Regions from separate parts of the Homo sapiens genome. Here region 2 is linked to region 1. Evidence: chromatin loops called from intact Hi-C (ENCODE). Cell type or tissue: natural killer cell. All regions are shown on one strand. Links, peaks and the distances in the headings refer to the core of each region. The heading gives the core; the rest is flanking DNA.

The links. A loop is a pair of places that touch in the nucleus more often than their neighbours do. Peaks named below come from ENCODE experiments on the same cell type or tissue, not always from the same donor. Only the 100,000 strongest peaks of a DNase experiment are listed, where the experiment ranks them.
Region 2: a loop joins it to region 1, with 15 times the contacts of the local background. A loop is called at or near these places in 6 of 110 quality-filtered maps.

What each region holds. Positions count from the first base shown.
Region 1 is chr12:68,148,855-68,165,545 of GRCh38, reverse strand. IFNG (interferon gamma) reads left to right here and starts at 5,806. Exons shown (of 4, transcript NM_000619.3): 1 at 5,806-6,044; 2 at 7,287-7,355; 3 at 7,451-7,633; 4 at 10,059-10,778. The coding sequence starts at 5,931. The coding sequence ends at 10,193. In natural killer cell, for the core only: CTCF peaks have their summits at 6,725 and 6,924; DNase peaks (open chromatin) are centred at 5,715 and 6,895; H3K4me3 peaks cover 2,330 bases; H3K27ac peaks cover 1,494 bases.
Region 2 is chr12:67,993,907-68,009,540 of GRCh38, reverse strand. It overlaps IFNG-AS1 (IFNG regulatory antisense RNA 1), which reads right to left. Exons shown (of 4, transcript NR_104125.3): 2 at 13,468-13,600; 3 at 3,395-3,451. It also overlaps the pseudogene RPL39P28. Among named protein-coding and RNA genes, the nearest start is that of IFNG-AS1, 12 kb to the right of the region's middle. In natural killer cell, for the core only: no CTCF peak of the experiment used is centred there; a DNase peak (open chromatin) is centred at 7,840.

The sequences.
Region 1 (16,691 bases), core at 3,884-11,883:
TCCTGGGTTCAAGTGATTCTCCTGCCTCAGCCTCCTGAATAGCTGGGATTACAGGTACACGCCACTATGCCCGGCTAATTTTTGTATTTTTAGTAGGGATGAGATTAGTATTTTTAGTAGAGATGGGGTTTGTATTTTTAGTAGAGATGAGGTTTCACCATGTTGGCCAGGCTGGTCTCGAACTCCTGACCTCAGGTGATCTGCCTGCCTTGGCCTCCAAAACTGCTGGGATTACAGGCATGAGCCACTGCACTTGGCTGATTTCTCTGAATTTCTAAGTCTGTTGGAGTCTTTACTTCTTGCAACCTTAGTCCTTAGTAATGTCTTATATTCCTCATAAATCACAATCATAGAAATGTAGGATATTAAGAATAGAAGGAAACTTAGAGTTCATTTAGAGTTAAGTCTTCATTTTAAAGATGATGTGGTTAAATATGAGGCATGGGTAAAGGCTTTGTTCAAAATCTCACATCACTTGCAGACACAGGACCAGAATTTGGGACTCCTTTCTCTTAGGCCAAAGTTCTTTCCCTTATATTACTTCATGGATTGTTACGTTTTCCCCCAATACTAATTTTCTTGGAGGAAGAGATTATGCCTTTTACTTCTTTGTAAGTTGAATGAACCCATATGGAGGATCTAAGAGGCATAACAACAAGTAAACCTTTGCCCTAATAGGGAAAATAAGCAATGAAATATAAATAAGTCAGTATCTATCTGGATTTCAGTGTTGAGAAGGATTCAGCAGTGATATCTGGATTTAATAGAAAGGAATGCCGTGACTGATTAGTGACGTCTGCCTTGGGTATAGGAGGAGGAAACACAATACATATGTCAATGTGTGTATTTCCCTCTGACCAATAATAAGTCCTCTTAACGATATGAACCACCTGGAGAGGATGTACATGGAGAAAAGGTGGGGAATATGGATACCTATTCTACCTATTCAGCAACAAGAACAGGAATCAATCCTAGCTTCCAATGTGGTGACATATGCTCCTACCGGATTGTCTCACTGCTAACTTCTTTGTAACCCCTAAAGCTATGGATATCTAGTAGGCATTCAATTCAATAAGCACATATTAATTAATTGAAATTGGGATATAAACCAACATTTTCACAATAGAACTTTTCATCCTTCTTTGGAAACCCCATATCAATCGAAGTATTTGGCACTTGGTGCATTAAAATTCCTTGTGGAACAAAAATACAACCTTCAAAGCAGGACCATGAATCTCTGGATTATCAATACACAATCCCATCTGATATAAAATTAAGAATATTGTAATCTGATGATTGTACTGTGTAAGTAGCATACCTTCTATATTCTTTGAACCACTCCTCAAAAATGGCCAGAAGGCACAAAAGAAAAGGGGGGATTCAGAAAAATCTTCCTCTAACTTACGGGATTTTATGAGTCAAATTGCGGGGAAAATCTGACTCCGTGTGGACTTCTATTCTGTATGTCATGCTTCTTCCGTAGGTTTGGCTTGCATGATGTCAGGAGTTCCGGAAGTCAAAATAGCGTGGGGGCATGGATCCAATATTGACTCATATTGAGTGGAAGAAATCTACGCCAAAGTCTGGATGAGATAATTTGGTTGTGAGTGCTAGGATGTGACTGCTGATGACAGAGGAAAAGGGAAACCAAGGTGTAAGTTTTGGCTTACTGACTACCTACTCAGTTAAGACTGAGGATAGCATGAGATATGATTGAAATGTTGCTGATGTGTCATGTATAACCATAGCCAGTTTTCAGAAAAAAAGTCTAGTTGAAAAGAAAAAAGAAAGTTTTCAGCCCCTCTGTTTTAGTAATATGGTCACACCTTGGCTCCTGATGGCTTTGCAAAACTTTTAAAGTATATCTTGATGGTGACTTATTCTGCAGTCTCAGAACTGGCCAAACCAACAAAGTGTGAAACCTCTAGTTTGCATGTGCAACAAAAGGTGTTTTACAGGCAGAAAAGAGAGAGAAATTTCTTTGTTTGCAAAGTTGACAAGACAGGAAAAGATCACAAACGTATATACTTATTGTAGTGATAATGTTCTGAACAAAAGAATCATATGTTGAAAGATGAAAATCTAATAGCAGATGTTTCACTGCCAGTCTGGAATGCAGGACCAGCTGCATAATTTGTGGAAACAAGTGCAAAACGAAAATGTGTGTCCTTTGTTTGAAGAGTTATTAGAAATTTCAAGGAAGTGACAACAGAGCATTAAACCAAGTGTGGGCTGTTCTAAGTTCAGGGTCCTGTCAGACTGCACAGGTTGCATGTCCATGAAGTCAGGTTGGCTGGGATGTCTAGGCAAAAATTTCAAAAATATATTTCAGAAACAATTTCAAATTATACTTGCAGTCTTACTATGTTTTAAGGAATTAAAGTGTGATTACTATCTCACAAATTCTACAGAAGAAAAAATCTCAGAAACTAAAGCCTGATAGGGTGTAGTTATTTGAATTCACATATCTAACGTAGAGGTACATGCAATCATCTCAATGGATATTGATAGATTGGGGGATGGATTGACTAAGGGTTCCATCCTCTTTGGGAAGATCTTGGATTTAGACTCAGTTCTGCATTAGCCAGTTGAATGAATTTAAGCACATCACTTGTCTTTCTGGGTCTGGATTTACAAATCTAAAAGGTAAGGGGTTGACCATAGATAATCTATAATTCCATAATTCTGTGCTTGGCCATGCCATCAAGAGTTATTAGAGCTTGGATTTTAGCCGTGTAATTACTCTTTGTAAACAGTTGCCACACTGTAAACATATTCTTAATATAATCTGTTATTTTGAATAGGCATTCTCAATTTACAAGTGGCTAGGCAGTATATCATTCCCTCTTATGGATCCCACTATTCTTAACTCCTCAATCCTAGTACTACATTCCAGTGGAGCAATCAAGGACCAGGCAGAACTAATTTTTACTTATTTCCAGACAGTTGGGAACATTCCTTCCAGTGACTCAGAGGTTGGGCATTGGAAGGTATTGAGAACCTGCAAAGTGTCTCAGGCTCTGACCCAAATCCCTGTGCCACCTGCAAGCACGTTCTCTGGACGTAATTTTTCTTGAGCAGAGCAACAGTAGAGCTTTGTATGCAACAATGTAATTTTTACATTCTTCACTTGCTTAACATGAGGTTTGGTTCCACATAAATGTTTTGATCTTATTTATTCTTTGGGAAGATCGCCCCTCAAAGAGCTTTCTGGCTTTTTTTTCCCACATAAAAGAATACACGAAATTGTCGCAGTCAGCAAGTGTTGGCTAAAGAGACACAGCATCATGTTTCTAACATTAATCATAAATATTATTTAATTAAAAACTAGTTTCTTACAGGTTAGGCCTGATAACATCGGAATTAGAATTTGAGGGCAAATAACTCAAAAGAGAGCCTTAGGCAAGCATTCGAATTTACATTTATTCAGTGCTCTTTATGAGCAAATCTCCATGCTAAAATATTTTAGGGAAGAGAAAGCCATCATAAAAGCAATGAAACAATTTCTGATTTTCAGAAACTCAATCTAACATGGCAGAAGACACGCGAATAGCTATCTTCAATCAAGATTGAGGAATCAGAACTCTTAGAAAAGTATAAACCAAGACTTGTATAGAGAATCTAAGATTAATTTTAAGGAGGATAATTTTGGAAAAACTCAGGGAGATGGTAATTTTTAAGCCGGGCTTGGATGGATGGCTACTACTCTCAGGGGCACAAATGAGGGGAAAAAGAACTCAAGACCAAAGAAACAGCATGAGCAAAGGTCCAGGGTACTTTTTTTTTTTTTTTTTAAAGAAATGACTAGGCCGGGTGCGGTGGCTCACGCCTGTAATCCCAGCACTTTGGGAGGCCAAGGCGGGCGGATCACGAGGTCAGGAGATCGAGACCATCCTGATTAACACAGTGAAACCCCGTCTGTACTAAAAATAGCACAAAAAAAAAAAAAAAAAAAAAAATTAGCCGGGCGTGGCGAGTGCCTGTAGTCCCAGCTACTCGGGAGGCTGAGGCGGGAGAATGGCGTGAATCCGGGAGGCAGAGCTTGCAGTGAGCCGAGATTGCGCCACTGCACTCCAGCCTGGGTGACAGAGCAAGACTCCGTCTCAAAAAAAAAAAAAAAAAAAAAGAAATGACTAGTCATCCAATGTGCCAAAATAATAATAAACTTTTATTAGTGATTACTATATGCCAGGAAAAATTCCTAGCACTTTATGAGGATTACCTGATTTAATTTTCAACTGAAGCATGGAAGAAGATACTATTATCAAGCCAGTTTTACAGGTAAGGAGACTGAGTCATAGAAGATTTAAGAAGCTAACTCACAATCATATAGCTAGATAGTAGAGGAGTCAGGAATCAAGTTTGCCCCATAACTGCAATACTGTTATGTACACAGTACAGGTAGAAATGCAAAGTGGGTTTGAACCAAAGAGTGGAGGGCTTTTTGTGCCATCCCAAAGTGTTGTACTTCATAAATAAATTACAAAGGAGGAGAAAGAATCCTATTTTTTTTTGTATCTGAAAGACAAAGAAATAAAAAGTTAAAAAGATTCTCTGTTAGTACTGATTATTTGGAACAATAAATTGTTTAGAGCTATGCTGTTCAATATAGTAGCACCTAGCAGTATGTGCCCATTAAGCGTTTGAAATACGACTAGACCAAATTGAGATGCACCGTAGGCTTAAAATATACACTGTATTTCTTTCCTTTTTTCTTTTTTTCTTTTTTTTTTTTTGAGACGGAATCTTACTCTGTCACCTAGGCTGGAGTGTAGTGGCGCGATCTCGGCTCACTGCAACCTCCACCTTCTGGGTTCAAGCCATTCTCCTGCCTCAGCCTCCCTAGTAGCTGAGATTACAGGCATACACCACCATGCCTGGCTAATTTTTTTGTATTTTTAGTAGAGATGGGGTTTCACCATATTGGCTAGGCTGGTCTCAAACTCCTGACCTTGTGATCCACCCGCCTCAACCTCCCAAAGTGCTGGGATTACAGGTGTGAGCCACTGCGTCTGGAACTCCCCCTGGGAATATTCTCTACACTGTATTTCAAGGATTTAATATGACAAAAAGAATGTCAAATACCTTATTAACAATGTAGTATATTGATGCATACTGAAGTACTATTTGGGATATATTGGTTTAAATACAATATATTTTAAAATTATATTTACCTTTTAAAAAAACTTTTATTAATGAGGCTACTAGATCATTTAAATTTACCTGTGTGGCTTGTATTGTATTTCTACTGGGCAGTGCTGATCTAGAGCAATTTGAAACTTGTGGTAGATATTTTACTAACCAACTCTGATGAAGGACTTCCTCACCAAATTGTTCTTTTAACCGCATTCTTTCCTTGCTTTCTGGTCATTTGCAAGAAAAATTTTAAAAGGCTGCCCCTTTGTAAAGGTTTGAGAGGCCCTAGAATTTCGTTTTTCACTTGTTCCCAACCACAAGCAAATGATCAATGTGCTTTGTGAATGAAGAGTCAACATTTTACCAGGGCGAAGTGGGGAGGTACAAAAAAATTTCCAGTCCTTGAATGGTGTGAAGTAAAAGTGCCTTCAAAGAATCCCACCAGAATGGCACAGGTGGGCATAATGGGTCTGTCTCATCGTCAAAGGACCCAAGGAGTCTAAAGGAAACTCTAACTACAACACCCAAATGCCACAAAACCTTAGTTATTAATACAAACTATCATCCCTGCCTATCTGTCACCATCTCATCTTAAAAAACTTGTGAAAATACGTAATCCTCAGGAGACTTCAATTAGGTATAAATACCAGCAGCCAGAGGAGGTGCAGCACATTGTTCTGATCATCTGAAGATCAGCTATTAGAAGAGAAAGATCAGTTAAGTCCTTTGGACCTGATCAGCTTGATACAAGAACTACTGATTTCAACTTCTTTGGCTTAATTCTCTCGGAAACGATGAAATATACAAGTTATATCTTGGCTTTTCAGCTCTGCATCGTTTTGGGTTCTCTTGGCTGTTACTGCCAGGACCCATATGTAAAAGAAGCAGAAAACCTTAAGAAATATTTTGTAAGTATGACTTTTTAATAGTACTTGTTTGTGGTTGAAAATGACTGAATATCGACTTGCTGTAGCATCTCTGATAGGCTGTCATCTCTTGTAGGCAGTCATTTTGAGATTTGGTGTTATTTTGTTAATTATTGACTAGATGAGTTCCTTGACTAAATAATCTAGATATTGTTTTAACCTTCTGCTCAGTTTGTATAGAGACTTAAAAGGGATTTATGAATTTTCCAAAAGATGGGCATAATATGGGTATGAAGCATAATGATGTTAATAATTTTGTGGTGGGAACTCATTCAGTTGTGATAGTCAAGGAGTATGCAGATTGAAAAAAATGATTGGTTATTAGTTTTTGACTTCTCAGACTCTAAGGTCAAGATTAGCATTAAAAAGGTAATAGGAAATGTTTACAAATTAAAGTCAAAAAGGTCCTTAAAGCTTTGGCTTAAAAAAATAACTGATAGGTGATTTTCTCCAAAAAGTGATTTCAACATTCTGCTTCTCTATCTATATTACTTGTGAAGTATTCCGGAACTTCGTTGCTCACTGGGATTTTGGAAGAATTATGATTCTGGCTAAGGAATGTTTAAAAATTTTAAGTGAATTTTTTGAGTTTCTTTTAAAATTTTATTGATGGTTAATGAAAAGTTTTTACATTTTAAATATTTCATTATTTGTTTAAAACTTAGCTGTTATAATTATAGCTGTCATAATAATATTCAGACATTCACAATTGATTTTATTCTTACAACACAAAATCAAATCACACACACACACACACACACACACACACTCGCACATGTTTGGAACTATCTTTTAAAGCTCGTATAATAATACCCTACAGGAAGGCACAGTAGATGTAATAGAAACCTGTACCATTGGGGGGCAGTATTTTATAGTGGGGTGGCTTTGCTGTTTTTTGTTTTTGTATTTTTTAGCCTAGCTTGAAAATACTTTCTTTAGCTTACTATAGTTTTTGGGACCTTTGGAGTATCAGCTTTGTTGAGCTCATTTGTGACATTGCAATTTAATGGTTATATTGGGAAATAAAAAAGCTAAAAGAACATAATAGTCTTTGTCTATATCTCACATAAGCCTTTTGGGAATACTTATTGTTAGAACTAAGCAGAAGAGTTGAAAAGGAAATCAGTGAATATTGTCACATCTGAGTTCAATGAAACTTGAAATATATTTTTAAGGCAATTTATGGGCTAATTGTAAACCAATTTTTTCTTTTTTTTTTTTTAGAATGCAGGTCATTCAGATGTAGCGGATAATGGAACTCTTTTCTTAGGCATTTTGAAGAATTGGAAAGAGGTAAGCTGAATATTCCCATTTGGCTAATTTTCCTGTTGCTTGCTTTCTGATGGATAAATTCACATCATCCTCTGTTTGTGCTCTTTCCTTCCAAGGAGAGTGACAGAAAAATAATGCAGAGCCAAATTGTCTCCTTTTACTTCAAACTTTTTAAAAACTTTAAAGATGACCAGAGCATCCAAAAGAGTGTGGAGACCATCAAGGAAGACATGAATGTCAAGTTTTTCAATAGCAACAAAAAGAAACGAGATGACTTCGAAAAGCTGACTAATTATTCGGTGAGGCTATTTAAATTCTTTCTTTGGTTTCATTGCCGAGGGTCTTGCAAAGCATTTATTCTCCAGAAAGTAGACATTAGCTATTTAACAGTTGCTAAAGCTATGAACTCAACTCATGGCTGAAACTCTACCTTACTATTTCCATTCGTGTTTGGGTGACTTTGCAAAGCCAGTAAGAGAATCGCTGAAGTATGTAATGTAGAGAAATGCTGGCATTGTAACTATTGCGTAAAGACAGGTGAGTTGACAAATCCAGTGAAGAGGAAGTAGGTGAGGAAGAAGCGGGGAGTACTGAGAAGCAGTTCTCTCATTGTCCCTTGCTCATATGATGGAAATTCTCTTACTTTGAATGAGAGGCTGTCTGTCTTAATGGAAAGAGCAGTGGGAGGAGCTGAGAAGATGTGTGTTCTCCTCCCAACTCAGCCACCAAGGAACTGTGATGAATCACATGGCTGGCTGGGGCTCAGTTTCCTCATCTTAAAAGGAAACTGTTAGGCTCACTGTATAAGTTTGATGACCTTCTTTGCTCCAAAACTCTACAATGCAAAGAATAGAAAATGAGAATGAGATAGAAGAAAGCTACAGTCTTTGAATAGGTACCAGGGACACCCCACTGCAAGTCTCTAGCCAACCTATCAGATTGTACTGCCCAATTAGAAGCAAGAATGGTTGCTGTTTGTTTGTTTTTAGGGAAAAATAGATAGAATTTATACCTTATGAAAAGATTGTTCTATCAACTCTCTATCAACTTTCAGAATATCTCAGCTGGAGAACTCCTTAGACTCCTAAGTCTTACCTCATGAACTTGTATCTTTAAGTTATGGCTTCTATAAACAGAAAGATAACGTTGAGGCATAAAGACAAATCATGTTTTTCAAAATGTTTTCTAGAAGACAAAGGCCTCTAGATTCCTTTGGGGTTGACTTTGATATAAATGGGCTCAAATGAGAGGGACCAGGGTCTTCAAGCTAGCATTTGTGTTCTTAGGATATGTGCTCAGCTTTCACTATTGCTGGGCCTGCCTCTCACTCCTCTCATGTAAGCCCCCAGAAACAGAAAGGAGAGACATGGCAACAGGTCTCCTTTGGTTATAAACTAGACACTCAGCACTTGTTTCTAATCCAGTGGTGCCCCTGGCTTACTGTTCAGTCCTGGATAAGTCTCTTAGTTTCTTGGTGATGATTTGAACATTGGAAAGTAAAATCTGTCACTTGCAAACACACAGCTTGTCGAAAATTTTTTCTACTCTGCAGGAACTGGGCCTTAAAAAAATGAAAAAAAATCTGTGGTTTCTTCCTTCTGGAAGCTACAAACCTCCTGTTTCTTGATGGGCAATCTTGAGTGAGCTCTATTAATTATTATTCTCTTTGGCTCAGTTGCTAAGCTATTTTATGCATGTTATGCCCTTTGACAATTAGTCTTTAGCTGTAATCCCCCAGCCATCCTCAGAAATGTGGTGAGTAGCCATAGTGTTCCCAAGATTAGAAAAAATGTAATGGCAGAGCCAAGAGGAAGGTAAATGGTCCACATTTTATGAAGCATCATCTAAATGGCCCTATTGGTTAGAGTGAGGAGATGCAAGTAGTTCAATTTGCTTGCCTAGAAGGCAGGGTACTGGAAAAGTTGTTGCAATTCTTAATTTTAAACTTTATATATCAGTAAGCCATATATAAATATGATTGGGGGTGTTTATTTTAAAATCTATTATGGAAATTGAGAGACTGACCTAATCTGGGAGAAATTAAAAATTACAGTTTTCACTCGTTTTGGATTTGGTGTTTTCTAGGGTACCTAACCTAGATCAGTGGTTCTCAAACTTAGGTGGATGTCAGAATCACCTGGGGAGCTTAGTGAATGCACAGGGCACAGTCCTTCCACTTCATGCACCTGGATCTCTGAGGTCTTTGACAGGTTTCCGGATTAATCTGCTATGCACAACAGTGAGAATCATTGACCTATAGTTACTCATTTGATGCATACAGGAAAGACTGAAGTATAAAGTGATATAATTGGTAGATTGATGATAGAGAGGTCATAGAAACAGTCTCATCCTCCTTTAGATGAGAAAATAGAAGTTCAGAGAGGTTAAGTAGCTGGCTCAAGGTCAGAATTATTGCATGCATGAGATTCAAACCCACCTTTTTATGCTGACTCCACAACCAGGAGTCTTTTCACTATATAATTTCAAGAATTCTATAGAAGTAGATTTAAAGATATGTGATGGACTCCACCACATTATAGCACAACTAGAAATGTAATTGTAATTTTTAGCTTCAACTGCTGAAGAAGTAAATATTGTATATTAAGGTAATACGGTCCATTTTTTAAAGGAATACTTTTATTTTCACTGACCATCATGACATTAGCAGAATATCCTGATGGCTTATATGCCTGAAATTAATTTTGCTCTTTTCTTTCCCGATAGGTAACTGACTTGAATGTCCAACGCAAAGCAATACATGAACTCATCCAAGTGATGGCTGAACTGTCGCCAGCAGCTAAAACAGGGAAGCGAAAAAGGAGTCAGATGCTGTTTCGAGGTCGAAGAGCATCCCAGTAATGGTTGTCCTGCCTGCAATATTTGAATTTTAAATCTAAATCTATTTATTAATATTTAACATTATTTATATGGGGAATATATTTTTAGACTCATCAATCAAATAAGTATTTATAATAGCAACTTTTGTGTAATGAAAATGAATATCTATTAATATATGTATTATTTATAATTCCTATATCCTGTGACTGTCTCACTTAATCCTTTGTTTTCTGACTAATTAGGCAAGGCTATGTGATTACAAGGCTTTATCTCAGGGGCCAACTAGGCAGCCAACCTAAGCAAGATCCCATGGGTTGTGTGTTTATTTCACTTGATGATACAATGAACACTTATAAGTGAAGTGATACTATCCAGTTACTGCCGGTTTGAAAATATGCCTGCAATCTGAGCCAGTGCTTTAATGGCATGTCAGACAGAACTTGAATGTGTCAGGTGACCCTGATGAAAACATAGCATCTCAGGAGATTTCATGCCTGGTGCTTCCAAATATTGTTGACAACTGTGACTGTACCCAAATGGAAAGTAACTCATTTGTTAAAATTATCAATATCTAATATATATGAATAAAGTGTAAGTTCACAACTACTTATGCTGTGTTGGACTTTTTCTAAGTGAGACCTGGAGTGAAAGAACTACCTATTAATGAATTAGTAGGGAGGGGAGTCTTCTTAGCTGTGGAAATTTTAGAGTTGCATTTGGTTCCATTAAATGTGGTATTTCTTTCCACTAGCATTTTGTTGGCTTTCGCTTTTCCAGTTAGCAGCTCTTTGAATTATCTTTCTAAGATACAGATTTAATTATGTCACTATTCAATTCAGAGGTTCTGCTATGGAATGTAGTTTAAACTGCTTAGCTTGGCACACAGAGATTTATTTCTAGCCCCTTCTCCACCTTCCTATTTCCTCCTTCATTTCAGAATCTTCCTCTCCCTCATCCAATGCTGGCAAACACCAGTGGGGGTGGAGTAGTGGGTGTAAGCTCTAGGGAGAAGGCTTGGATTGGAATCCAAGTTATTCCATTACAAGTAGTGTGACCTTTAATACATTATGTATATTGTCTAAGTTTCAGCTTTATTGTCTGAAAAAGAAAAATAATTGTGTGTTCCTCATAATATTGTGGTACGAATTGATTCTTTCACTCAAGAAATATTTACTGGAGTACCTACTACATGCCTGGTGCTGTTGTAGACCTTGAGATACCTTACTCAAGCAAAACAGCCAAGGATCCCTGCCCCTGGGGAATTTGAAATTAAGCAAGGGACAGATAAACAATGAACAAAATACATAATATGTAAGTCTATTGCATGGCATTCTCTAAGGTGATTGGTGTCATGGAAAAATAGTTAAAGGAGAGCAGGACAGGGAAATTAGGAGTCCTATGTATGGTGGAGTGGGAGGGCTAGAGGTTTAAAAGGGTAATTATATGTGGCCTTATTGAGGAGATGCCATTTGAGGAAGCGCTTTAAGAAGTAAGAGAGGTAGCTATTTGAATTCCAGGCAAAAGGTATATCCTTGCAAAGGCTCTGAAGAGATTTTCCTGGAGTGGTAGAAGAACCAGCAGACCAGTGTGCTGGGCCCAGAAGACGGAAGAGAAAATCAGCCACACTTGAGAGGAATTCAGGGGAAGCAATGTCCTTAGGGGAGGGCCAGTTTATCTTTTGAGAAGGAGGAAGTTGAGGATATGATGGATTTGGTTAGTTCTGGGCTGTAAATTCCAGAAGACCCAGTGAGACAAAGTAAGAGAGGTTGTCATAAAAGGGAACGTGCATAGGGATGTGTTGTGAGTCTGAGACTTCTTATGATTACCGACATAAACAAGATAATGGATATAGTGAGATTAGTTCTACCAGCTGTGGAACGTGTAGTGGTGGCAAGATCATGAATGTCAAGGATAGAGAGGGTTAGACATCTGGGGCTTCCTTCTCAACAATTTCACATAAACCTCCAACAGCAACAGTAGGATTATGTGAAATAGATCACACAAAGGATCATTTGAGTCATTGACAATAATCAGGGGTCATTATTTTGATTATTGGGTAACTAAGTGACAGTGGGTGAGATCTGATGCTAAAACTTTTGAATCTTTGATGAAGCAAGATTGGAAGTAAATTTGGTTAATTTTGGCACAACTACAGCTAATATGATCTGCTACTGGTGTCTCCACTCTTGTTTGAATTAAGATTCATTGATGCAGACTTTGATGTATAAACAGATGAAGGGCTACTGTGAAGCTGTCTTGCCTGGACCACAGTTCTAGACCATACTTCTGGGGAAGGGATTGGAAATTCCCACCATCGATCATCTTGAGCAGTGATTAATCATACCATGTGTAATGAAGCCCCAGGAGATAAATTTTAATCTAGGGCTGGATAAAACATTCCCTCTCTCTGAGGTTGATCTCAGTTTGGCCAGACTGTGAGACATGAAGAGATATAAACTGTATTAGGTGCTGTGATTATAGCAGGGAATGAGACAGGGAGAAGATCCTTTAAGAGAACTTGAGTTGAGACTGGCCTATGCAGTGGTTGTCAATTATTCTCTATGTTGTATGTTTCTTCTCTTATGAACACACCTAGTTTCAGAAGTGTGATGGAGCTTGTAGGAGGGATGGACCATGCTTTAGACTAAGACACCTTGGGGGCTGATTCCTCTCCCAATGCCAGCAGGGGCAGGTATCTCCCAAATCTTATAAGCAGCTGGGACAGCAGCCTGGGCTTGCAGTGGGAGAGCCCTTATCGTATAGCTTTCACCCTTAGTGACTTTCAGAAATTGCTGGCATATGCTTGCTGGTGGGGCAATTTTTGGTGATTAAAACTTGAGCATGAAATGTCAATGGATTTTCCTGTTCTTTCTTATCCTGTTCTCTTCATTCTTCTCTCCTTCCCATTTGAACAATATTATTCTAAATCAATTAAGTGCATCAGAGTAAGGTAGACATCTGTAATTGCCCACTATGGGCAGCCAAATTCCAGGCACAGTGTGTAGGGAGGAAACCTGGTGTGGAAGGTGTCAGAACCTGAGCAGAATGAGGAGAAGGTCCTTGAAGAGGTGGGTGAGCATATTAGTTTCCTATTGCTTTGGTAATAAGTGACAACAAACTTAGTTGCTGAAAAAAAAAACCCACGTTTATTATCTTATCATCATGGAGGGCAGAAATCCAAAACTAGGCTCAGTGGGCTAAAATCAAGGCATCGGCAGGGCTTGTTCCTTCTGGAGACTTTAGGAGACAATCTGTTTCCTTGACTTTTCCAACTGCTAGAGGCCACTCTCATTCCTCAGCTAGTGGCCTCTTCCTTTTTAAAAGCCAGCAGAAGAGTATCTTCCAGGCTCTCTCATTCTTTCTGACTCTGATACTCCCGATTTCCTCTTATAAGGACCCTCGTGATTACATTAAGACCTCTTGAATAATTCAGGATACTGTCTCCTCCTTCTTAAGATTTTTAACTGAGAAGTTTTTTTTTTTTTTTTTGTTTGTTTGTTTTTTTTTGCCATATAAAGCAACAGTCCCAGATTCAGGGGACTAGGATGTGGACATCTTTGGGGGTCCATTATGCAGTCTATCACAGTGCGGCAGCCTGACATGGGTCCTCTGAACCTTAGCCTAGCAAGGAGGTGCCCATGTGGAAGAATGGCCTGGAGTAGGGTGTCAGAGTCCAGGCAAGGTGAGGAGGACATCTGTGTCCTGGGATGGCCCAGCATGAGTGTTAGAGTGAAGTAAGAATGGCATCTGCATAGGGGAAGACATATTAGTGCAGATGGGAAATTAATTAAGTAATTATATTAAAGATAATGGGAGCCAGTTTTCCTCACTATTGAAGGAAGGTACAGTACAGAAAAGGAGAAAATTAGAATAAACCCTATGATATTGAAATAGAATTAGATGTATCAGTATTAACTTATGCTCTTCAATATATAGAGGTAGATATAGAAATAAATAATAGATAGAAATATTAGTTCACCCTAACTCTGTCCATTGAGGGGGCCTGGGAGTAGTAACATCTCGATAACAATGAGAACACTGATCACCCATATCTTGACTTCTAAATACCATTCTTTGCTAGAATGAACCAGAACTCCTTGGAGAATTGGCTGATCCCAGAACAGGGGTAGTGAAAGTACATGAAGTGCTAGAAAAAAAAGAAGTATTCAGAGGATGATGGAAACATGTTAAAAGGAACAGAAACCAGCTTGAAGGGACTCCCACTAGTGAAATATGAGAAAATTTGAGCATCAAAATAAATAGTGATAGTAATGTATTATGACCTATTGAATATAATAGGAAACCATGAGTATATATTGATATAAATGAATACACCAAAAGTTTGATGAGGAATGGTATAGCCACATCATTGCAAAATATCTCCCTACAAAATATTTATTAATTACAAATTGGAAAGGAGTAATTTTATGGTAGAGAAGCTTAGCAGATACCATCTTAATCAAGGAATAAAAGTGAACATCCTTAGTAATGAGATAAATGAAAAGGGTATCCTACCTGATAGGTTGCAAGAAAACGAACATAGCACACCTTTTGTGATATCTCTGTGAAAGATGCATAACCTATTCTAGTCATGAGAAAACATACAAATGCAAACTAAGAAGCATTCTACAAAATATCTTGTCTGTAGTCTTCAAAGTATCAAAGTTGTATAAGTTAAGGAAAGACTAAGGACTGAAGAACAGTTTTGTTCTGAAATGAATTATAGAGACATGATGGCTAAATGCAATGCAAGTTTCTAAACTGAATCCTTGTGCAGTAGAAATCATTTTTAGAACAACTGGTGAACTTGAATGAGGTCTGAAGATGAGAGAGTAGTAATATATCAATTTAAACTTCCTGATTTTGAGGTTTGTATCATGGTTAAGCAGGACATGTCTTTGTGGGTAGGTAGTGCACATGAATGTATTCAGAGGTGAAGGGGCATCAGGATAGCCACTTACTCTGAGATGATTCAGGAAATATAAAGCTTTTCCAACTCTTCTGTAAGTTTGCAATCTTGTTCTTTCTTTTAAGACAGGATTTGACTCTGTCACCCAGGCTAGAGTGCAGTTCGTGCAATCACGGCTCACTGCAACCTCCGCCTCCTGGGCTCAAGCCATCCTCCCACCTCAGCCTCCCGAGTAGCTGGGACCACAGGCATGGGCCACCATGCCCAGCTAATTTTTTATTTTTGTACTTTTTGTAGAGATGTGGTTTCACCATCTTGCCCAGGCTGGTCTTGAACTCCTGGACTTCAGTGATTCACCCACCTTGGCCTCCCAAAGTGCTGGGATTTGAAGGCGCCCAGCCTGCAATATTTTTTCAAAATATAAATACGAAAAAGTCACTCTGAGATTATTTCAGAGTCACAGACTGGTGAGGTCTAAAATTCTTGATGACTCAGAATTCCCCATATTTAACTTGCAACAGGTGAAATTTCCAAAAGTAATCACACATATATATTCACCCCATCCCCATGCTCTTCTTGTAATGTGACTGACACTCCCCCAACTTAAAGATGAGGGTATGGTCCTCCCCTAAATACTGGGCGGGGGCTTGTGACTTTGCTTACCAGTGAAGTGAAATGGAAATGAAGTCACATCCTTTGAAGTCTAGGGTGCAGTCTCTACCTGGCTTCTCTCCATCTCAAGACTTTTGCCCTCAGAACCCAACATCATGTTGAGATGTTCAGGCTGCATGGGGAAACCATGTGTGCATATTCTGGCCAAGAGTTCCAGTAAGGCTTCCACTCAGCATCAGCACAAATCATCAGATGTGTGTGAGCAAGCTCTTAGATGATTGTAGCTCCAAGCATTTGAATTTTCCAACTGAGGCCTCAATGAAAAAAACCATCATGGGCTGGGTGTGGTGGCTTACACCTGTAATCCCAGCACTGTGGGAGGCCGAGGCGGGCGGATCACCTGAGGTGAAGAGATTGAGACCATTCTGACCAACATGGTAAAACCTCATCTCTACTAAAAATACAAAAATTAGCTGGACATGGTGGCACATGCCTGTAGTTCCAGCTACTCAGGAGGCTGAGGCAGGAGAATCGCTTGAACCCGGGAGGTGGAGGTTGTGGTGAGCTGAGATCATGCCACTGCACGCTAGCCTGGATGACAGAGTGAGACTCTATCTCAGGAAAAAAAAAAAAAAAGAAAAAAAAGAAAAAAAACCATCGTGACAGACTTCCAATTTTAGCTCCAACATATACAGAGCATGGAAGTTGTTACTCCAGCCTTTAAAACAAGGAAAAGCTGGACAAATAAAACCAGCGAGTTTTTTAGTTCCATCATAGAACGGAATTTGCAGGACAAACTGCCACAATAAAATCTGGAGAGTAGGCAAATCCAGAAATTCACAGCCAAGATCTGCTTACTTGGACCTGAATCCACTGGAGTAATTAACTTGTTAAAACACTTAAATGGTAATTTTGATGACTTGCTGGAGGCTGAGTGTGGACTAGCATGGGAGTGAGAAACACCTGGGGGCCGAACTGTGATGGGTCCTCCTTGTTTT
Region 2 (15,634 bases), core at 3,144-11,143, 160 kb after region 1:
TGAAATCCCGTCTCTACTAAAAATACAAAAAATTAGCTGGGCGTGGTGGCGGGCGCCTGTAGTCCCAGCTACTCAGGAGGCTGAGGCAGGAGAATTGCTTGAACTGGGATGCAGAAGTTGCAGTGAGCCAAGATTGTGTCACTGCACTCCAGCCTGGGCAACAGAGCGAGACTGTCTCAAAAAACAAAACAAAACAAAAACAAAAAACTGTTCCAATGTAATAATTCAGCTGGGACAAAATATATATTCTGATACTGATGCATCTGAGTTCTTATCTCAAATAGCAGAACACCTTGATTCCTAGACAATACAGTTTAAGTAAAATATGTGTTACTATTAAGTGCCAGTTATGGTTCTAATTATTTTAAACATATTGTCTTATTTCAGTCTCACAAGAACCTTACAATGTAGGATGTTTTTAATCTTTACTTAAAAGATGAATAACTGAAGAAACCAAGGCACAAGGAGGGGAGATATTTTGCCTAAGATCACATAGCTGTCAAATGGCCAAGTTTGGAATTTAGATTATTTGGACTCAAAAGTTGTATTTTCAACTGTGAACTTTCAATCATGCACCAGTTGTACATAAAATCACATGGAGTGCTTGTAGCAGACACTCATCCTGTTCACTGAAATCTACTGCCTCTTCTTATTGGAACACCAGCTGGATGGTATTTCCCTTCCTCCCTTGTAGGTAGCTGTCACCCTGTGACTGAGATCTCCTTAACAGAATGAGAGGAAAAAAGAAAATTCATGCTACTTTCAGTCTGGTCCATTACAAGTTCCCATAGTGCTCCTCCATGCTGTTTCCCCTTCTACTTGGTGGATGCGGATGACTATGAAACCCTAGCATATGGGAGAGCCACTGATGGAAATAGTCTGGGTCACTGAATGACTGCATGTGGAGAAGCCTCCTACCAACCTCACCATGAGCCATCCTACGAACAAGAAATTAATTTCTATTGTGCTAATCTACTGACACCTTGGAATTTGATTCTTTCTAAAACTTACCTTAACTAATAAAGAGCTTTTTAAAAATTCAGTTTCCTGCTGTGAACTCCAGAACTCCTAGATTAGAATCTCTGGGATAAAGACTATGTATCTCTACATATTTTTTTTTTTTTTGAGATGGTGTCTCGTGCTGTCGCCCAGGCTGGAGTGCAGTGGCGTGGTCTTGGCTCACTGCAACCTCTGCCTCCTGGGTTCACGCCATTCTCCTGCCTCAGCCTCCCGAGTAGCTGGGACTACAGGCGCCCACCACCATGCCTGGTTAATTTTTTGCATTTTTAGTGGAGATGGGGTTTCACCGTGTTAGCCAGGATGGTCTCGATCTCCTGACCTCATGATCCGCCTGCCTCGGCCTCTCAAAGTGCTGGGATTACAGGCATGAGCCACTGCGCCTGGCTGTATCTCTAATTTTTAAAAGATCCCCCTTGCAATTCTGAGGTAGCTAGTCTTTAGCAGTATTGAACTTCATATCACAATTGACTTTTTCCTTTTCCTAGCTAAATTCTAGTTGGATATCTTAAGACAATGGTTTTCCATTTTTAGTTTGCCTGATTTTTTAAAGAAGCTATAGCTCAACAATTTATATTGCTTCAGAAGAAGCTTCACTTATTTATTTAAGATTCCATTTGACCCAGGGGATTCAAGATGTATCATCTCATCGTGAGGGCACCAAGTCATCTATTTCCTTCTTTCTTCCATCTCTCCCTTCCTCTGTCTTTCTCTATCTCTGCCTCCTATTCTTCTGTCTTTCTATCTATCTGTCATGGCTAAGTAGCCTTCCCAAAAGTATTTTCCTTCTATTTTATTGTGTAAATATAGAGGTTTTGCATTGTGCAATTCCTTGAAAATAACATGTGGCAATTACAACATGAGATTTCATCAGCTGTTCATGTATTATAGTGATTACTTTGAAACTGTGACTGATATTTGAATCTTAGGGGAGAGAGGGCATTAAGAAACTCTCAGGAATGATTAGGTCTCCACCAGCTATTTTTTCAGTTTAAAATTGAGATTGTATTTCTTGCATCATTTCATCCATTATTTATTTTTTCTGACTAAAATAGATTATTGAAACTCAACACAGTGATAAATTTGATCTCTTCAAATGCCTTGAGTGTTTATATTAGGATGACATTCTTAATTGTCAAGGGGGTATATGAAGAAAGTCTTTGATATATCTAGCTCCACTGACAATTAGTAGAGCTGCATCATATAAGGATAGTTAATGATTCATAGAGTGCTTACTGTGTGCCAGTTGCCCTTCTAGGGACTTTGCATAACTGAAGTCCTTTAATTCTCAAAATAATCCTATGAATGGAGTCCTGTGTTTATCTTCGTTTCATAATGTGGAAATGGAGGCATGGAAGCACAGGGGAACATGCCCAAGGTCACACAACAAGGAGGGGTGGTGTTGGGACATGAACCCATGTAGTCTGGCTTTAGGCTCTGTGCCTTTACTACACACACTGACTGTTTTTATAGATAAGCACTCTTCCATGTGATTTTAAAAAATCATTCTAAGGGTATATTCCTTTTCTATTGCTTTGTAACAAGTTATCACTATTTTAGAATCTTGAAACAACATGCTTTTATTATTTCACAGTTTCCATGGGTCAGGAGTCTAGGCTTGGCCTAACTGGGTCCTCAGGTCATGGTCTCACAAAGCTGCCGTCAAGGGATCAGCTGGGACTAGGGTCTCATGTGAGTTTCAAAGTCTTCTTCCAAGCACACATGCTTAATGGCAAAATTCATTTCCTTGCAGCTGCAGAACCAATGGCAGCCTGTTCTTTCAGTGCCAGCAGGAGAATCTCTTTCTGACTCAGTGAAATCCAAACCCTCTTTAAAAAGGCTTCCAGCTAATTAAGTCAGATCCAGCAAGTATAATCTTCCTTTTTGATGAACTTTTCAACTGATTTGAGGCCTTAATTATATTTGCCAAATCCCTTCACTTTCACCTATAATGTAACCTAATTATGGATGAAACACCCGGGCAGAGATCATGGGGCTGTCTTAGAATTCTTCCCAGACAATAGCGCAATGGGTATGTCTGATCCCTTCCTTCATGAGTGAGGGAGATGGCTAAATACTGATGGTTTCATTAGAATTTGACTCATTAATCTCAGCTTATAAAAAAATCTGGAATTTGTTTTTCAATGTTTTATACATAAAAATTTCCTTCTTTAACTTTTTTCTAGAATTCTTTATACAAGGTTGATAGCATAAATAAATTCGGAATTTTTTTGAAAATTATCTTGTAAATTTACTCTGCTGATTAGTTTCCTGAGACATTTCTTAAAACCACCTTGTCACTTTTGTCCTTTGATCACCTGTTGGGTAAAAATCAAATTCCTTAGTGTGTGACAAACCAAATCTCTTATGTACTCACCACATGTACCATGTTGTCTTAGCTGCTTGCTACTGACTTCTCCTCCAGCGTTTTACGCTAAAAAGTGGAAAGGAAGAAGGGAAGGAAGGGAAAAAGGCAGAGAGATGGTTACTGGATTAAGTTTGAATCCCTCCGGAAGTTTCAAGCAGGCCCCAGGCCCTAAGAATTCATTGATCAGTAACCCGTAATCTGCAGTCTTAGCTGGTCTGAGATAATATTCCATTTCTTGGAGGTTAAAGGTTATTTTAACCCTGGGAAGGTATAATAACTAGAGAAACATGAATAAATGAATTACTTTAAATATGAGAAACAAAGGTATAATAATAAATGCTTTCAACCTGTGTATTCTACTATTTCTGTTATTCCATCCTCTGCTTCTAATGTACATTATTATTTACTTATTTATTTAGCATATTGCTTAGTATCTGCCTCCCTTCTTCCCACTCTTTCCCATCCTGTCAAGTATAAGGGCAAGGGTCATGATCTATTTTGATTACTGAGGTATTCAAGCATCCAGGACAAGTTATTGAATAAATACATAAATAATTGTGGTCTGTTCTTAGGATTTTTGAATCATTTAAGAAAAGTTAACATATTGGATTTGTAATTATATTGAGACTTTAAGGATCATTGTTTTGATTTGGTTTCGTTTTTGGGTTTTTTTGCTGTTTGAGCCTAACACAGATTGGAGGACATTTCCAAAGAGGTGGGTGTAAGGGGAGAATGGCTCTGTGTGTGTGCATGTGTATGCACGTGTGCATGCATGTGTGTGCGCATTTCTACATGCTGTATCGTGGCTAAGTCAGCAGACAGGATTGTCTGTCAGTATAGGCCTTCTGAGGGTGTAAACCCTCTAAGGAATAAATGCATCTGGAGAAATTCTACTTCCTGCAGTTTTAACTCAAATTGGTTTCAAGAGGGACACAGAGATCTTCCCTCTGGAGAGTAGGTGCAGGCATTATTACCCGCTCCCCCTTTAATTTTTCTGAGGAAACTGAGAATTAGAAAAATTAGGTGCAAGAGGGATAATATTTTTGGAATTTCTCCAGATACATCTTGCTTTGTGGGTGAACTAGATTTCTGTCTTTGCACCTTGTCCACCATGATTGCTTTAGGAGACTATAAATGTCACCTCAGAAAGGATATGAAAAGAGGATATGTAGAGGATATAAAAAAGAGGTCCCTTACAGGTGTTAGAAAGAAGTGGGATGTTTATCCTTCTGTGCCAGTGGACTGCAAAAAAGGAGACAGAAAAGAGAATTGGAGAGGCAGGTTTTTAGTATATGCATCCCGCTAAGAAAAGTCCAGAGAAGAGTCCAATTTTTCCCCATCACTGTTTGGAGCACTTGGGGAAAAAAGACCGTATTGGAAGACTCTTTGTTAATGTGTGAGGTGAGATAGTAGTGACAGTCTTGATCCTATGGGTTCTGAAAAGTTCTTTGAGCCTTGACAAGCAGACGTATTGGTGTTAAGAAGCCCAGGGAATTGGCAGAGGCCTGAAGATGCACAGAGGCTGTAGAGAAGGAAGGCACAACCAGGGGCAAATGGTCAGAACCAGAGGGTGTGCCAGAAAAATGTTCCAAAGACCCATGTGGACTGAGTGACACATCAGCTGGGAGGGGACCAGGCCATGCACGGAGGATCCAGAGGGCTCTGACATGCCTTTCCCTTGCTACCACACGATTATATCAGCCCCAGCCTCTGGGGAGAGAGAGCAAGCTGGGAAGATCCAGCATTGGGAAGAGAGGAATCTGGGAAGATCCAGAGGAAGCTTGGAAGATCCTGAGGAAGCTTGGAAGATCCTCTGGGGAGAGAGAGGAAGCTGGGAAGATGCAAAAGTAAATGCATCATGGGGGAGCCCATTTAAAAGACAAGAGACTTTAGTACTGAATATTGACAAGTATAAAAGAGTGCTGTCCATGCATTGGTACCCAGTGAGGTAGATGTTTATGAGGAAGAGTAGATCTATGACAGAAAACAGAGAAGCTGCATTTTCTTCAAATATTTGAAGTAGTATTTGAAGTTTTTATCCCTACTACCCCAGGTGCATACCCAAGCCCACTCAGGTGTGAGGGGGCATGGCTTCAACTGCAATCCAGATCCCTAGGGCAGGGCTTTATCCAGTATACCCAAGTGTCCTGTTTTTGAATGTCAGCAAAGCTTACAAACTGTTGCCACATACAAACCAACATAGCCTCGGATAGTGGCCAAATTAATACGGATTCTTTTTTTTTTTTTTTTGGAGACGGAGTCTCACTCTCACCCAGGCTGGAGTGCAGTGGGGCGATCTCGGTTCACTGCAAGCTCCGCCTCCCAGGTTCACGTCATTCTCCTGCCTCAGCCTCCCGGGTAGCTAGGACTACAGACACCCGCTACCATGCCCGGCTAATTTTTTTAGTAGAGACGGGGTTTTGCCGTGTTAGCCAAGATGGTCTCGATCTCCTGACCTCGTGATCCACCCGCCTTGGCCTCCCAAAGTGCTGGGATTACAGGCGTGAGCCACCACGCCCGGCCTAATACGGATTCTGTAAGCTTTAGCGCAAGGGAGGCATTGAAGCTTGGGAAAGGAGGAAATCCATCTGACCTGAGTTCAGGAAGGGAAGGTGATGAGGGACCCTTGAGGGACACATGGGAGATGAGAAGATGTGCTCTTTCTCAGTGTCACTTCTAGTGTGGACTCATGGAGGTTAATCAGGTGCTCAATGCAAAAAAAAAAAAAAAGGGGGGAATATGATTAGCTTCTATGAACTATGAACTCAGGTTGAGTAGGTTCTAGGTAGGCTTTTCCTCTGGGACTCACTCAACTCCATTTGTGTTCCCAAAGGTATCACAACAATAAGAACAGCCTGGATAGGAAGATTCAAAAGATGGTTTTCATATACCCGTTAAACACAACTGGGGCTCCACCTCACCCATTTCTAAAGAGGAAAATGAAATCTGACAATAAAAGACTGATTAAAAAGCTAGAGGTGAGGAAGTAGAAATGAAATAATGAGATATTTTAGTCAGAAATGGACTCTAGCAATTTTAAGATAACAGAACATTTATGTAATGCAATTATATCTAGTACTATTATTAAAAAGTAAAAGAAACATTGCAATTATCTCAAGTATTTTAGAAGTGTAAAGCAACATACTAAATAACACACGCTCTTAGTCCTTATATCTAGAATAAATATAGAGTATTTTGACTAAATTGTCAAGATGATTATCTCAGTTCTCCAGTTTACTTTTACCTACTTAGAGAGACTTGAACGCAGCACATGACAGCATGTGGCTCACTGATACTTTCTGCTGCACAAATGCAGCATCAGTCCTGATTATCCTCAAACCCAGGAAGGCTCCTTTGGATATAGTAATATCATGTTAATTCCAAAAAAGATGCAGTTTCCCTCAAAAGTCCTCATCTATGAAATGAGCTCCAGAGACTTTTAAGCAAGGGAGCAGGCGGGAAATGATATCCTTGTAATGGGTAAGGTGCCATCTCATGCAGAGAATAGAGATAGACCAGTTGGGTCTATGTCTAAGATTAAAATCTCCTGCCCATCCAAGTTGCTTCTACTTTGGAAAACTGTTGGCAGAATTAAAATAATTTTTAAATCATTAAAATAAGTAATCCACCCCCTTTTCCATGTATGCACCCTATCAAAGATTTTTAAAAGGGTAAGGGGCTTACGTGGGGAAGAACATAGAAATGTAAAAGGTGGGAGTTGAGGGGAGGGTGGTGAGAGGAATAGGAGAAATTTAAATTATCTGACTCTGAGAGCCAAATACTATTTATGGGGAGAGTCCATTGACACAACATCAACAGAATGTGCAGTTTGATTTCGAGTTCTCCAGGGCAGTGCTGGGTGTGTGCTATGCACGTGTGTGCTCTCTCGCCACTCCCCCCATGACCTACCATGTGCATTTGCCGGTTTAGGAGGAGGGCTTGGCCCTGTTTTAGAGAGAGGTTCACTGACTCACGCACAATTTGAACTCAAGACCTTGGTCTCATTGATTCTAGACCAGCTCACCCCTGTTTTGCTAGATAAAGATTGCATTAACCAGGTAATATTTTTCTCAAACATTACCGGGAGAGGAAACATCAAATTTAACACTGCCAACTTATTTCAATGTTTAACCTAAATCAATAATATAATTAACACATGTAAATAAATTACATTTTTGAGAACATGGTTGAGGATTTTTAAAAGATAGCTTTTCCATCCTAACCTTTTCCTATCCTCATTTGCAGGTAGCTTATTTGTCTGTGGCCCTCAGTGCATGCTGTGAACTGCTTTCCCTCCTGGTATGTTTCAGTAGCAGAATATTAAACCTTTGTTTTTAGGTCTGTGTTCTGGTTCAGGTTAGGGTTTGAGTTCATTTTTTGAAATAGCCACCTAGAGATTTCAAACCATGAAATCAGAGAATCTCACGAGCAAGTGGACATTGTTTGCCCTACTTCTTAATGTCTTATGCCCTCTGGTGGTAAAATCAGGTGACCTCCTATATTTTTCTTTGAATTCTCCAAAGCAAAATATTTCATTAAAATAAAACAAGACGGGTCTCTCCCTTTCTCTGCCATTGTGGTGTATGCGGTTGACTCCATTCCTCACTATGTCTGCTCGCAAGGTTTTCAGTATCAAGCGATTTCTGGCCAAGAAACAAAAGCAAAATCATCCCATTCCCTAGTGGAATCAGATGAAAACTGGTAATAAGAGCACCTACGACTCCAAGAGGAGACATTGGAGAAGACTCAGCTGGGTCTGTAAGGACTTGCACATGAGATGGCACTCAGATTCATGCTGTACTGGGGTCACTGGCATCTTACCATATCAACTTGGAAACGTTGCCACTATCTGTACTGTGGGACATGTTTTAATGAAAAAATGTTTTATCTTTGTTTCTGTGCCCTGCACTAGGTTGGTTCAGTAACAAGTATGTGAGGACTTTTGTTTGAAAAAAAAGTTAAGACAGCATTCATCATGATTAGCAAGTTATTGAAAATGTATATATACACACACATATGTATACATTATATGTGTGTTTGTATGTATGTGCAAGTATATATGTGTGTGTATGTGTGTGCTCTGGTTTGACACTAGGAGTGTGAGGTAACTATTGAGTAGTGATGAGTCTTGTGGTCTATAAAATAGGCCTATCCTTTATAGAGTAAGGATGCCAGGCCTTTATACCTAGGCTTTTTGAATAGAAATGAAGTTCTCTAAATCTGTTGCCTAGAAAAACATATATCTGTACATAAAATTCGACTCTAAGATGCTCAAATTCACTGAGGTAAAATTATAACTAGGATTAATTTATAAAAAAATTACTTCATTACCCAGGTCATATCCTCTGAAAATATGAACAATAGCAGAAAAAAATAAAACAATGGGTCAGAGCAAAGGAACATATTGATCTGGGGGAGAATTTATGGAATAAATATGTTTTTCCATGTGTATTTTTTAAGAAAGTATTTAACTTTTTTTTTTAAGAGACAAGGCCTTGTTCCGTGGCCTAGTCTGGAGTGCGTTAGTGCAATCACAGCTCACTGCAGTCTGAAACTCCTGGGCTCAAGCAATCCACCCATCTCAGCCTTCTCAAATCTGGGACTTACAGGTGTGCACCACGATGCCTGGTTAGTTTTTTATTTTTATTTCTATAGAGATAGGGTCTCACTATGTTGTCCAGGCTGGTCTTGAACTCCTGGCCTCAAGCTATTCTCCATCCTCTGACCTTAGCCTCCCAAAATGCTGAGATTACAGGCATGAGTCACTGCATGTGGCCAACATTTTTATTTTGAGAAGAAAATATATTTTGAGAGGGTGTTAAGTCATCTCTTTTAAAATGAAGTTTTGTAATCATAGGTAGAAATGTTTTTAAATACCTTTTCTTTCTTTTTAATATTTTTATTACCTTTTTATTTTGAAATAATTTCAGACTAAAAAAAGTTGCCAGTACACAGAACTCCCATATACCTTTTACCAAACTTCTCCCAGTGTTAATATTTTACTTTACCACAGTATAATTTTCAAAATCAAGAAACTAACATTGATATTATGCTATTAACTAACCCCAGACCTTATTCAACATTTGCCAATTATCACATTAATGCCTATTTTATAGCCAAGATCCAGATTATGATTAAGGTAATAATGATTAAATTCAGCTTATACATATTTAGTAAGACTACCACAGAAGCGATATTGTGGGCTTCTCAGTACATATATCATGGGTCCTTTTTGTTGAATACTTCTTATTATTGGTGATGTTAGCCTTCAACACTTGGTTAAGGTAGTGTCTGCCAGACTGCTCCACTGTAAAGGAACTGTTTTTACTTTTGTATTTAATAAGGACTTCGTAGAGAGAGACTTTAGGACTATGTAAATATCCTGTTTCTTATATATTGCCCCACTCATCGCCAACTAGTGATTTTTTTTACTTTAATAATTTATTTGACACTCGTTAATTATAATTCTACTGTAAAGAAGAGCTTTCCCTTCTCTCCCATTTGCTAGTTATTTCATTATTGAAGTATATCAGTATGCAGTCATGAATACTTATTTTATTCTATATGCTATACTCCATTATTACCATAATTTACTTTGTTCTTCAAATTGGCTCACAATTGACCACTGGGGGCCCCTTCAAGTTGGCTTCTGTGTCCTTTCAACATGTGTCCACCATTTTGTTCTTACTGCTTCTTTTCTTTCTGGCACAAGATGTTCCAGGATAATCTTACACAGTACTTTCCCTGCCCCAGCCATGAGCTCAGTCATTTCTCAAGGATCCTTGGTTTCTTTTATTAAATAATGTCATCTAGAAAGCAAGATCTAGGTGCTCTTTGTGTTCATTGCTACTGGTGTCATTACTTTTAGGCCCTCTCATCAGACAAAGCTAGATAAAAATCTGTTTATAATAAACATGTGTACATACACATAATCTAAGTCTCTATCTCTGTATCATCTATTATCTATCTATCATTTATCTATCACCACGAGTTCATACATTTGATTCCTATTTATATCTATCTATCTATCTTATCTATTATCTATTATCTATCATCTATCTATCACCATCAGTTCATACCAATACATTTGATTTCAGTCCAGTATTACAGTGTTAATTCTAGCCTTCCTCCTTTCCTTACTAGTAACTCATTTCTCTAAAAGTAAGAAATCTCCCTCTTGTTATCCAAATATTATTTACTTATTTGCACAATCCTAAAATAAACATTAACTGGGTTTATAATTACTAACCAATGCCTCTTTGGGGCTGGGGAGCTTGCAAACTAATGTAAAATGTTTGTGTACATTCCTGTTGGTCTTTGGTCTTAGAGTATATAATATGTACATTGTATTAATAATACATGTATATAATAATACATTGGATTTCAAAGTTGTCTTCAGTTCATTCTTTTCTTCCTCATCCCCTTCAGTGTGGTTTGTAATTGAGTTAGGCTCATTTGTTATTGTTTGTATTGAATTTTGGGTTCTCCCTTCACCCTGCTTGATTTTAGTCATTTATTTATATTTTTGGTAATGAAACATTACCATGGTTTCTAAAAGTCAGAACTGTAGAAAGAGTTATACTCAGAGAAGTGTTCCTTTCCCACCCCCATCATCCCCTGCACCCCAACTCCTTCCTGTTATCCCTGTATATAAGCAATCTTAGTTCCTGGGTTAACCTTTTTGTGGTTTTCTTTCTTTTTCTTTTTCTTTTTTTTTTGGTCTCTCTTTCATAGAAGTTGACACATAATAGATATTCTTTTGCACTTTGTCTTTTTTCTTTTTCACTTAAGAAAAACCTATTTGGATTGTGTTCTGAAAAACAATCCAAATAGGTTCACAGGAATCCTTTTCTATTTTATTTTCTCTTAGAGCCTGTAGAGGTACACAATTTGTTTAACTACTCTCTTGTGTTCAGATATTTACATTGTTTCCAATATTTTGCAATAACAACAATGTCACAATTAATAACCCTGTGCAAATATATTTTTGCCTTATCGGAGGTGTATCTTCTGGGTAAATTCCTAGAAGTGGAATTGCTGAATTAAAAAATAAGTGTATGTGTAGTTTCTTAGGCATTACCAAATTTCCCTCTATAAAGCTTGTACCACTTGACATTGTCACCAGCAATGTGTGAGGGTATCTCTTTCCCTACAGATGACTGCCATATTTTTAATTTTTTTGCCAATCTGATAAGTGAAAAATAATATTCCTATAAAGTTTTAATTTGTATTTCACTAGTTATGAATGATATTAAACATTTTTTGCTATCTTACAAGGTTTTTTATATATCTTTTTGTGAATTATCTACTCTTGTTTCTTTATCTAGTTCAATATTTTTTTAAAATCCCTTCTCTTTCAATTTTAGGAGTTTTTAATATATTAGCAGAATATATACTTTATTATAGAAAGATTAATGTTGCAAGCATTTTTTTAAAGTTTGTTTGTTGTTTGACTTTGTTTATGGTGTTTTTGCCATGCATTAAAATTTTTATTTTTATGTGGCCACTCGTCAATCTTTTTTTTTTAATTGCCTCTGGATTTTGAGTCATGGTTAGAAAATCTTTCCCTATACCAACGTTAAATAGAAATTCACCCATGTTTTCTTCTGCTATTTAAAAAAAAATTTTTTTTTACATTTATATTATATCTCTTTTTCATTGGGTCTTTATGCTTGTATATGGTGTGAGATATGGATCTAAACTTATTTCATTCCCAATACCTATCCAGTTGTCCCAGAACCATCTATTAAAATTTTCTTGCCCCAGCAATTTTGTGATGTCACTTATCATATACTAAATTTCCATATGTACTTGAGTCAATTTCTGGGCTTTCTAATTTATTCTATCAGTTCGTTTGCCTAGTCATGCACCTGCATCCTACACTCTTAATTATGAAGACTTTATAGTATGTTTTAATGTGTGATAGGGCTAGTTCTTCCTTCTAGTTTTTCTTTTTAAGTGTTTTCTTGGCTCTTCTTCAGTGTTTTATGTCTTTCAGAAATGCTTTCCTCATACAGTTTTTGCACATTTCCTTTTAAGTTTATTTAAGTGTTTCATGTTCTTTGTTGTTATTATAAATGAGGGTTTTTCTGTTATTACATCTCCTAAATAATCATTGTTTATGTATATAAAATAGTAAGTTATCTATGTAATGTTTTTATCCTGCTATTTTATATTATAATAACTTATCTTATTGTTTTAGTTAATGCCTTTTCTTAACTTGAACCAGAAATACATTTTTATTGTGTTAAGCCTCTGAGATTTGATTTATTTCTTATAGTAGTTAGCTGAGTCTGACAAATAAAAGATAGAAATAACTTTATTACCATCATAAAGTAAAGATATTAAGAGCAGAAATATTGACAAGTTTGCCTAAGGTCATAGAATGAGCAATGGACAACACTGGTTTTTAAATCAATATCCTATGTTATTAACCACTGCATATTACCCTCTCCTCAAGGTGTGAGTTCCTGAGCTTTTCTGCTAGCTTCCATTTGAAAGAGAGAAGCCAAGTTCATTCTCCATCCTTCTTTGTCTACTTGCAGTTCTGTTACTCATTGTAGGGAAATGAGTGGGAGCAGAAGGCAGACTGCTAGATGAATAATAGCATGGAGGGACACACAGCTACATAGATTTAAGAGGGTGTGAACTCATTGTACTTTATAGGTGTAGAAAACTATACAAGATTTTGTAGTTATAAAAATAACAAAATCTCAGCTCTGATTCACCATTCAATTTGTTCTCACTATACAACAAGTATGATCTTTTAAGAATGAAACTAGTTAGATGGCATTCTCTTTGTTTAAATCTTTCAATGGATTCACATTTGTATCAGAATAAAGACAAAACTCATTCACATGGCCTCTGCTTTACTATCCAGGCTCAGCTCCATGCCTTGTACTAATTGCTATCATACGGTATTTTGATCACTTACTTACTGCCCTGTCTTGTAAACTCTTCAGGACAGAGACTTTTTAAATTTTGGATTCCAGATTCTGGTACCATGCCTAACACATAGTAGGCACTAAATATATGTTCGTTGAGTGAGTGAAGGAGTTAATGAATAAATATTGTTTTCCTACCTTTTTTGATTTCATGGAATATGCTTATCTCTTCTTTAGAATATTTTCTTCTTCCCTGCATGAGGAATGAGCTTTCTGTATCCTTAAGATTGCCACCATCATCAGCTGTGAGCTGTCATGAACTTTTCAAACTCTGAAGAGAAATGTCAAATGAGTGATCTGAGATTCTTGTTTTAAAGAAAATAATCAGCTGATATATTTCTTCCTACCACTTATATTTTCTACTCTTTATGGAAATGATTTTGCATTTGTTGGGATAAATAATCCTCAGTCTTTTGTAAAAGGCAAACTGAAAGTTTTATTTGAATATCTCACCCTGCCATTTCTTTTCTTTTCTTTTTTTTTTTTTTTGGAGACCGAGTCTCACTCTGTCACCCAGGCTGGAGTGCAGTGGCGCAATCTTGGCTCACTGCAACCTCTGCCTCCCAGGTTCAAGTGATTCTCCTGACTCAGCCTTCCGAATAGCTGGGAATACAGGCACATGACACCATGCCTGGCTAATTTTTTGTATTTTTAGGAGAGACAGGGTTTCACCATGTTATTCAGGATGGTCTCGATCTCCTGACCTCGTAATCTGCCCGCCTCGGCCTCCCAAAGTTCTAAGATTACAGGCGTGAGCCACAGTGCGCGGCCCTTTTTTTTTTTTTTTTTTTTGAAATGGAGTCTCACTCTGTCACCAGGCTGGAGTGCAGTGGCACAATCTCAGCTCACTGCAGCCTCCGCTTCCTGGGTTCAAGCGATTCTCCTGCCTCAGCCTCCTGAGTAGCTGGGACTATAGGCACGCGCCACCATGCCCAGCTAGTTTTTGTATTTTTTGTAGAGACAGGGTTTCACCATGTTGGCCAGGATGGTCTCGATCTCTTGACCTCATGATCTCCCACCTTGGCCTCCCAAAGTGCTGGGATTACAGACGTGAGCCACCACTCTCAGCCCACCCTGCCATTTCTAAAAGGCACTTTCTCTCAAAAGCCTGGTCCAACCCTGGCAATAAAGATTTTCTAAGTATCACATGTAGTCTCTAAACTAGTTTTCTTGACATTTGATAGTAATAAAAGTAATTGTTTATTGAGCTTCATCTGTGTATTAAGACACTCTTGTAAGCATATTATATACAATTTATGAAACATATTAGTTTCACCACTTTCTGGATGAGGAAACTGAGGCATAAAGAGGTTAGGTAACTTGCCTAAGTTTCTTTAAACACAGCCAATAATAAAATGAACTGAGATTGGAATTCAGGGAAGCCAATTCCAGGGTCCATACTTTAAATCTGCGGTGGATCACTTTCATCACTTATGATGCTTCATCTTACTGCACCTCCTAGAACATGTAATGTTGTTTGTGTGCTTCACGTACATCTATTTCATCATCCAGATAAGATCCCTAGATGTTCTTTTTGGAGGAGTGTCTTATTTCTTCAGCCTTACAATGTTTAGAATAGCGGCAGACATGTTGTGTGTCCATTTCATACACAATTGCTAAATTGCTTTGAAAGCTGTATTTAAATTCTCCCCCTAGTTTTAGGTAATTGTATATAGGGGTTTTACCAAGTTAGGATAAAGCAGCATATTTAAAAAATCTCCGTATTTGTTTACTCAAGAAATAAGTGTAGGATTGTGATTATAATAGATGTAATAGGAACTCAGGAGGGGTAGGAGATCCCCACAACATCATCCACCTACTGTCCTTCCTTTCTGTACCTCCATATGGATGTAACGATGCGTTGACGGATATGAATGAAACTGGGCATTCTGTGACTTATTGATTTGAACCAACACTGGTTAATAAAGCATTCATTTAACTCATTCTCTGTTATAGCTCCCTCTACTGAGGGCCATGGCTCTTCTCTGAAGGAGGGGCAGGAAGCTTGTTGTCACTGTATGAAGGTGCAACTGAGTTCTTTAGCCAAAGGACAACCCCAATTCAACCTGTGTACAACAACTCTCCTGTGATGATGACTGCCTTCCTCTACTGACATGCCTCCCAATGCTTGGAAGGTTAAATTATTCCCCATGCCACAATGAGTGGGGTTTTGGGGGGAACATGATGGTACTAACCATCAACCTTAAGAAAATAATAACTTGTTATTACTGAGACCCTCTGCCCTTTATGCAAATAAACCACAGCAGGCTACCATTTAGACATACTTGTACATGTCTAAATTTAC